Linked DNA regions of Homo sapiens: all the other regions are linked to region 1. A link is a contact called in ENCODE Hi-C or POLR2A ChIA-PET data. All regions are on one chromosome and are shown on one strand. The core of a region is the stretch at or near the end of the contact, and the rest is flanking DNA. Distances in the headings are between cores, read along the strand shown.

The links. A loop is a pair of places that touch in the nucleus more often than their neighbours do. ChIA-PET counts read pairs that join two places held with the same protein, here RNA polymerase II (POLR2A). Pooled maps may share reads with other maps.
Region 2: a pooled map shows a loop between it and region 1 (7-fold over the local background). The contact joins the promoter of INPP5D here to the enhancer-like site in region 1. A Hi-C loop is called at or near these places in 1 of 37 single-sample maps with no recorded cell type and 6 of 50 pooled maps. POLR2A ChIA-PET finds 5 or more read pairs at or near these places in 1 of 52 experiments (naive thymus-derived CD4-positive, alpha-beta T cell).
Region 3: a loop to region 1 is called in a map of naive thymus-derived CD4-positive, alpha-beta T cell, with 20 times the contacts of the local background. The contact joins the promoter of EIF4E2 here to the enhancer-like site in region 1. A Hi-C loop is called at or near these places in 1 of 168 maps with a recorded cell type or tissue (naive thymus-derived CD4-positive, alpha-beta T cell), 1 of 37 single-sample maps with no recorded cell type and 6 of 50 pooled maps.

Annotation. Positions count from the first base shown.
Region 1 is chr2:234,292,870-234,295,569 of GRCh38, forward strand. The region is part of intron 2 of LOC105373933 (a long non-coding RNA gene); the gene reads right to left. Among named protein-coding and RNA genes, the nearest start is that of LINC01891, 160 kb to the right of the region's middle. Within about 2 kb of position 1,267, at least 5 of the 41 ENCODE cell types and tissues checked have a DNase peak (open chromatin) inside an H3K27ac peak, as active enhancers do.
Region 2 is chr2:233,059,058-233,061,757 of GRCh38, forward strand. It overlaps INPP5D (inositol polyphosphate-5-phosphatase D), which reads left to right and starts at 1,285. Exons shown (of 27, transcript NM_001017915.3): 1 at 1,285-1,555. The coding sequence starts at 1,422. RefSeq lists enhancers at 960-1,239, 1,840-1,929 and a silencer at 1,440-1,519.
Region 3 is chr2:232,549,370-232,552,069 of GRCh38, forward strand. EIF4E2 (eukaryotic translation initiation factor 4E family member 2) reads left to right here and starts at 1,320. Exons shown (of 7, transcript NM_004846.4): 1 at 1,320-1,375. The coding sequence starts at 1,356. TIGD1 (tigger transposable element derived 1) reads right to left here and starts at 1,188. Exons shown (of 1, transcript NM_145702.4): 1 at 1-1,188. The coding sequence starts at 513. MIR5001 (microRNA 5001) reads right to left here and starts at 1,204; the gene lies at 1,105-1,204. RefSeq lists a silencer at 1,331-1,700.

The sequences.
Region 1 (2,700 bases), core at 17-2,516:
GTATGTAAATCCAAGATTTCCTTTTGACATAACAGTGTGAAAGATCATCAGTGAGGAAGGTGAATCATTCAGGCTTTTAAAATAGCTTTTTATTTTGAGATCTTGTAGATTCACCTGCAGTTGTAAGAAATATTATATTCTGTGTACTCTTCACCCAGTTTCCCCCAGTGATAACACTTTGCATGAGGAAATTGACATTGAAACAATGGTTCAGTTTTGAGGAAGTATCAGATATCAAAGAGATACTTTGTCATGTTTGGATAAAAATGTAACACTTCTGTATTAAAAAAAAAAAACTAAAATTACAAGAAAACCAAACAGGAAAAAAAAAAAGCTTTTTTATTAATCCTAGCAAGGAGTTTATTCTATACAATGCGTATGTTCACATTTACAAGAAAAACAGTGGCCTTTGAAAATATTTTGATGGCCTGTAGAGTTATAACCAGAATCACTGCAATGCAGTAATATTTAAAGAAATGTATGAGGCAACACTGGATGAATTTACTGATTGAGATGTCATTGTTTTGAGGAATTATTGTTTGTGGCCTTTCTGAAATCCTCCATCACTACCTTTTACATTCAGGAACTCATCAGGCCCTTCCAGCATTACATTATAAGAAATATAGTGTATCATGCCTGTAATTCCAGCACTTTGGGAGGCCGAGGCAGGTGGATCACCTGAGATCAGGAGTTCAAGATCAGCCTGATCAACAGGGTGAAACCTCATCTCTACTAAAAATACAAAAAAAATTAGCCAGGCATGGTGGTGGGTGCCTGTAATCCCAGTTACTCAGGAGGCTGAGGCAGGAGAATCACTTGAACCCGAGAGGCAGAGGTTGCAGTTAGCTGAGATCATACCACCGAACTCCAGCCTGAGCAACAAGAGCTAAAACTGTCTTTAAAAAAAAAAAGAAAGAAAGAAATATAGTGTATCTTTTTCCTGATTCATTCATTCAACAAATATTTATATACTACTATTGGCCCACTATTTTCTTTAGGGGAAAACAGGAATGGCCCCCCCAGAAAGCCCTCTGGGGAGCTGAAATTCTAATCCATTATTGGTTTTGTCTCAACTATAATTGCCCTTGTTTAGAATTTCATCATCTTCCAGAGGAGTCGCCCTCTGTACAGTCTTTCCCCACCCCTCAGTTTATTCTCTGCATTGCTGATCCTTCCTCAACAGACACTGCTAATTATGTCAGGTTTAGGGTCAAAATCCTTCCCGAGTTTCTATCACTCACGCCCCCGACTTCCACAGGGGGCAGTTCTGAGCTCCTCTGTGGCTCTTAGTCATCCATCCCCTACCTTCCTGTGTACCTCCTCATTCATCCACCTTCTTCTCTGCCCACACAGCTGGCCCAGGCTTCCTGTCCAGGTGCATGGTCCTCCTGTGCCAGGGGATGAGTTGGGGGCTGGGTTGGGAGGGCTCCTCTTGCCTTTCTGCCTGAAGAAGCCCTACTCATTAACCTTTAAGTCTAAACATGACCTCTTCTGTTGAATAAAATATAGAAAATTCCATTTAGTGGGAGATTGCATGGAGATCACCAAATAACTATCTATTGATTGGATTAATGTGCTGTCATTCTATTATGAACAAAGTGATATGTTTGTTTGTTTCAGCATTGTATCTTAATGCCTGTGATGCTGTGACAATGTAGCAACAGTGATTTCTTTGGAGTGGTGCGTGGAATCCACTTAGCACTTTGTGTTATTAATCTTTTTTTTTTTTTTTTGCTGAAAATAAAAGTCATTGTAAAAAATTTAAAAATTAGAAAAAAAATATGGAAAAGAAAACACCAAATATCCAGCGTGTAATATTGCAAGGTTTGGGCATATTAATATTTTCTTCCCTTTTCCCAGTACTTTTATTTACTCTACGTTGATTACATATACAATTTAAACTTTTGTGGTTGTTTCCACTTAAAGTATATTAAAATGTTTTAAGCATTTGACACAAGCTGCCAAATGGATTTTCAAATGGATTGTAAAATTTTATTTTCCCAAATCATTAGATATGAAAATGTATGGCTTTCCTACCACATCTTCATAATAGCTAGCATTAATTACTAGTTGAAGAGGCAAAATTTGGTATATTTTCTTCACCTTTGTTTTTCTTTGAGTCTTAGGAAGGTTGACTAAATTGTCATTTCCTTTTTTTTTTTTTTGAGACAGAGTTGCACTCTTGTTGCCCAGGCTGGAGTGCAATGGCACAATCTCGGCTCACTGCAACCTCTGCCTCCTGGGTTCAAGTGATTCTCCTGTCTCAGCCTCCTGAGTAGCTGGGATTACAGGTGTCCACCACCACACCCGGCTAATTTTTGGTATTTTTAGTAGAGATGGGGTTTCACCATGTTGGCCAGGCTGGTCTGGAACTCCTGACCTCAGGTGATCTGCCCGCCTCAGCCTCTCAAAGTGCTAGGATTATAGGTGTGAGCCACCACGCCCGCCCAATTGTCATTTCTTTATAACGTGTTTATATTTCATCTTTCTGAGTTTCCTAAACTTTTTATTTGCCACTTTACTTAATGGAATATTCTAGGTTTTCTCATTGATTCATATGAATGATTTATTTGCTAACACTCTAAGTCCTTTCTCAATTTTATTGAGGGAAGAGTGAGGTTTTTATAAGCCCATAATTTGCCTTTCATTTATTTTGTAATGCTTGATGTATAATTTTTGTGTGTACTCAAATCTATTCAT
Region 2 (2,700 bases), core at 35-2,534, 1.2 Mb before region 1:
CTTTTACGAGCTACGTCCTTCAAGTTAGACAAGAAGAAACCAAGGCCGAGAGAGAGAAGAAACTTGACCAGGTTCCCACAGCTTGAATGTGGTGGCGCTGCCTGGCTGGTGCCCCTTCCTGGAGGGAGTCTGTTGTCATGTCCTGGAGGCCAAGGCCTGGATGTGGGATGGTGGGGGCACTCTTTGTGCAGCGGGTCAACACGTGCCCCTTCGGCCTTGGTGGGCCGGACCCAAGGACGGAAGGTGCCCAGGTCTGGGGGCTGAGGGATGGGTGTCCACCGCAGAGCCCTCAGAAATGACTGGTCCTGGATGGCGGTCCCTGGAGAGGCAGCTCCTCTTTGAGTGGTGGGCATATGTGGCCATGCCCAGTCTTGGAGGCGGTGCAGTCCGACCGGCCACCCCGACTGCTGAGACGCAGGACTCAGCACCCAGTGTTGTCCTTGGCCAGGCGGCCAGCCTGCCCTGTGGGGCTTTGGGGTTCTCCTCTCCGAGCTTGTTTCCCCAGCATCCTGGAGAAGCCCAGGGAAAAACCCAGCCTATGTTCCCGCTGTAAACGGCCCACATCCCCTCCAAGCTCCCTTTGTGTGTCTCCAAGCTGGACTGCAGGGATCAGAGCTGTGCTGCCCGTGCAGCACCCACCCGCCCCTGGGAATGAGGGTAATGGGGTCACAGAGCCATCACTTGGACCTTGGCGCCCTCGGCTGGTGGCAGCCAAGGTCTCCCAGCACCCAGGCCGCTGGGAGTCTCTAAAGGGGAGGGGTGGGGCTCGACTGTCCCCTCCCCCTCAAGTTTGCTCTGTCCTGGGCAGGCCGTAGTCCCAGTTGAGAAGCTGTGCCCCCTTGGGTGTTTTGGAGGTTCAGGGTGGGTGCTGAAAAGCCCTGAGGGAGAGCAGAAGGCTCGGGGGCCTGTCTAGGGCATGGCATCCCACGTGGGTGTCAGCACGGCCGCAGAAGAACCACTTCTCTGGCCCACCCATGCCTGCTAGGCCATGCTTCTTCAGAAGTGGCCACAACTCTCCTGACGTCTCCAGAGCCGGTCATTCCACCCAGGGGGACTTCAGCTGCCACTGGACACTTCAATTGTACGCTGCGACCAGTTGCCAGGAAGGAGAGGGCTGGCAAGAGAGCCGCGGCAGCCGTGGCAGGGTGTAGGGGACGGTGGACGGCCAGGGCCCCCCCCTCTCTCTCTTTCTCTCTCTCTCTCTTGCTTGGTTTCTGTAATGAGGAAGTTCTCCGCAGCTCAGTTTCCTTTCCCTCACTGAGCGCCTGAAACAGGAAGTCAGTCAGTTAAGCTGGTGGCAGCAGCCGAGGCCACCAAGAGGCAACGGGCGGCAGGTTGCAGTGGAGGGGCCTCCGCTCCCCTCGGTGGTGTGTGGGTCCTGGGGGTGCCTGCCGGCCCGGCCGAGGAGGCCCACGCCCACCATGGTCCCCTGCTGGAACCATGGCAACATCACCCGCTCCAAGGCGGAGGAGCTGCTTTCCAGGACAGGCAAGGACGGGAGCTTCCTCGTGCGTGCCAGCGAGTCCATCTCCCGGGCATACGCGCTCTGCGTGCTGTGAGTACAACCTGCTCCCTCCCCGGGCACAGATATGACAGAGGGGCTTAGAGGGGGCCCAGCTTTGAGATGGGTTGTTCTTATGTCACAGGACAGAGTGATCTGACATGCACACTTCCCCGCCACCCTGTCATGGACCTTGTCCTTGGAGTTCAGAGAGCTGGTCTCATGGCAGGTTTTGCAGCCTTGGAGCTGTCAGAACCACTCTGAGGCCTGATGTTACACCCCAGCTTCCCATGAGCTGTATGGACCTTGTGGCTTCCTTGGAGTCTGGGGACCGAGAGAAGGGAGTTTGGGCTTTTGGAGCCAGGAGGAAGCTCAGGGCTCTGTGGAGGTGGGTGTGTTAGAGATCAGCTCAAAGATGCCCAGCTCAGAAACCCTGAGAAGAGCAAAGGTGGCAAGGGGGACCCTTCCTGGAGCACCCAGGCTTCGGGCCCCTGGAGGAAGCTGTTGTTTGGCGAGCCAAGAATATGGGGTGAGTTTAATCAAGAAAGGACTTTCCATTCAGTCAGAAGCTGCTTTCAGGGGCCTGAGAGCAGAGGAAGTCACCATTACCACCAGCGAGCAGCCTCTTCTCTCTCCTGAGCACTTGGCTGTGACCGCTGCCCACCCCCCACCCCCTCAATTTGGGTCTCTGTCACCATCAACTCCTCCCACTGCCCGGTTGGGGATGTTACTGAATGTACCAGCTGTGCTAACAATGGAGGAACCAGCCACTTGCTGAAGGTTCCTTTCTAAAACCCCCTTCCTGTCCAGCGTCTGAAGGAGGCCCTTGCCCTGCAGCTCTCGGTCTAATCATAGGGGGGCCTTGCCCTGCAGCTCTTGGTCTAATCATTTTGCCGGGGCCTCAGGCAGTGCCGGAGTGTAGTCAGGGAAATGTGTGTCCACCTGAACATCTCAAGTAGCATCCCTGGGCTGGCAGAAATGTTCCCCCGAGCAGCCAGGGCCTTGTGCTTCTCCAGGCAGGAGGGGAATTGGGTGATGAACCCAGACCTGTTTTGAATACTGACTCACAGCTGGGACCTGTCGTGCTAAGCATTTGTTAGCCCATTTCATCCTCACCACAACCTAAAGTGAAGGTCCTGTTAAAAGCCCCACTTTGCAGATGAGAAATCTGAGGCCCTGGCAGGTTAAGTGAGTGACAA
Region 3 (2,700 bases), core at 70-2,569, 1.7 Mb before region 1:
CTTAGCTAAAGCTTCTGGATAACTTGCTGCAGCTTCTACATCAGCACTTGCTGCTTCACCTTGTGCTTTTATGTTATGGAAATGGCTTCTTTCCTTAAACCTCATGAACCAACCTCTGCTAGCTTCAAACTTTTCTTCTGCAGCTTCCACACCTCTCTCAGCTTTCATAGAGTTGAAGAGAGTTAGGGCTTTGTTCTGGATTAGGCTTTGGCTTAAGGGAATGTTGCGGCTGGTCTGATCTTCTATCCAGACCACTAAAACCTTCTCCATATCAGCAATAAGGCTGTTTCGCTTTCTTATCATTCGTGTGTTCATTGGAGTAGCACTTTTAACTTCCTTCAAGAACTTTTCCTTTGCATTTACAACTTGGCTAACTGTTTGCCGCAGGAGGCCTAGCCTTCGGCCTATCTCGGCTTTTGACATACCTTCCTCACTCAGTTTAATCATTTCTAGTTTTTGATTTAAAGTGAGAGATGTGCGACTCTTCCTTTCACTTGAGCACTTAGAGGCCATTGCAGAGTCATTAATTCGCCTAATCTCAATATTGTTGTGTCTCAGGGAATAGGGAGGCCCAAGAAGAGGGAGAGAGATGGGGAACGGTCTGTGGGTGGAGCGGTCAGAACACACACAACATTAAGTTCCACGTCTTATAAAAGACGCTGTATGTGGCACCCCAAAACAATGACAATAGCAACATCAAAGATCACTGATCATAGATCACCATAACAGACACAGAAATCATGAAAAAGTTTTAAATATTTTGAGAATTACCAAAATGTAACACAGAGACACCAAGTGAGCACATGCTGTTGGAAAAATGGCGCTGATACAATTGCTGGACTCAGGGCTGCCACAAACCCTCCATTTGTTTTCAGAATGCCCTATCTGCGAAGCGTAATAAAACGAGGTATGCCATAGTACAGTGGCGCCGCGACCGACAAAGGAAAGCCTCCGGGAGGTCAAAAGAGATACCAGAGAGTGCGTCCCGCACTGGAGGAAGAGGAAGGTTTTTACCAAGCAGCGAGTCCAGAGCCCGCGCCGTCAACGACGCGGTGCTGCCTTTTTTCCGAGCCGCTGCGGGAGGGGGCCAGGACACGCTCCCTTAGGAGAGCGGGCGGGTCACAAGGACCTGGACAGAGGCAGAACTGAGGCCAGCAGCCAGCTCCGCCGCTGAGTCCAGCCCTCTGCGCAGCCGCCCTGAGCTGGCGTCCCGAGATAGCCGCTTCCAAACCGGGCCTGCGCGCCGACGTTCCGCTGCGCCCCGCGCAAAACCGGAAGTACCCGGGCCCAAGGCTGAGGGACCCGGTGGAGCGGAAGTCACTCCCTGAGGCAGTGGCGACAGCGGCGGCGAGAGGATGAACAACAAGTTCGACGCGTGAGTGGCTCGTGGCCGCCCCCGGGGCCCCTTCCCCGAACAGTTCCCCCGCGCCCGCCCCCGCTGGGGCTGGGGCGGCGCAAACCCTGCGGCACCGGCTTCCCTGCTGGGATCCGGCTGCGGCCGGACCTGGCCTGGACTGGCGGGGAGGAGGGGGCTGGGGAGCAATGGATACCGGAGTCCCGGAGACCCCAGGGCCGTCCGAACCGAGGGCGAAGAGCTGGGCCCGGGGGAGGGGTGGCTGTGCCGCCCGGTAGGGGGAGATTTTCGGACGCCCCGCCCTGGTGGATGCGGATTGCCTGCGACGTGGAGGGGTGGGGACCTCGGCGGTTTGGGTGTTTCCGCAGTCTGGCAGCGCTGCCTCTGAATCCAGCTTTCCCCACACACTCCCTCTCCCCTCTGAGCCTCAGTTTTCTCATCTGCAGAGTGGGGACGGTAACACCCTTTGTCGTAGAGTTTGGAGGATGCAATGAGGTAATGTGGTTGCTGCCCTCGACGCGGTGGAAGGCTGGCTTAGGAATTATCTTCCTGAGACTCTTCCTACTTTCTTTCTCCTCCCCTTCCCGTTCCCGTCTTCCAACACACTCGCCAAGACCTAAGTATACTTGTTGCCCTCTCCTGCCCGCTCCGGTTTCTAGTTTCAGCATCAAACAGTTTGGAGGTACAGAGAGAAAATGCAGAAGTATCTTTACTTATCCCCCTCCAAGGATTGTATCTTGAGGTAGAATATGTTCCTTCCTCTCTTCTAGTAGTCTAGTAAATCGACTGTCTCTTCATCCGAAAACCTGGATTTCTAGTCCCAGATTCACCACTTACCATCTGTTTGACTGTAGAAAAGTTACCCAGCCTCTAAGCCATTGTTGCTCAAACCACATTAGTGGCTAGGACCCTGCTGCCACGCCGGGGTGTGATAAGGGTCAGATCACACTCAGCGATGCTTAAAGATGCTTGTGAACATTGCTAACTATTGCGATATAAACGTAAAGTGGAATTACTATTAGTTTAGGTTGTGACCTGGTGCTTTTGATGGGAAATTGGGGTGTTTCCAATACAGAGAGTACTGTGCAAATTCAGGGAATACTGGATTTCCAACACTCCAGGCAGGTAGGTCCTCAGGAATGTTTTCTGGTTGCTGAGAGGTCTCTGCTACTTGAGAAAGTCTTTGCCCGACCTCTTCTCTATCCTGCTGTTTAACTGAGCCTGTCCCTCTACGAACCTCTCCCCCGCTGCCGCCCCATTTCATCTCTATTGTAAACCCTGCAACAACTAGCTCCAGATCCAAATCCTGCCTCAGTGGAGCTTTCTGGAACCCTTATACCCCTTCC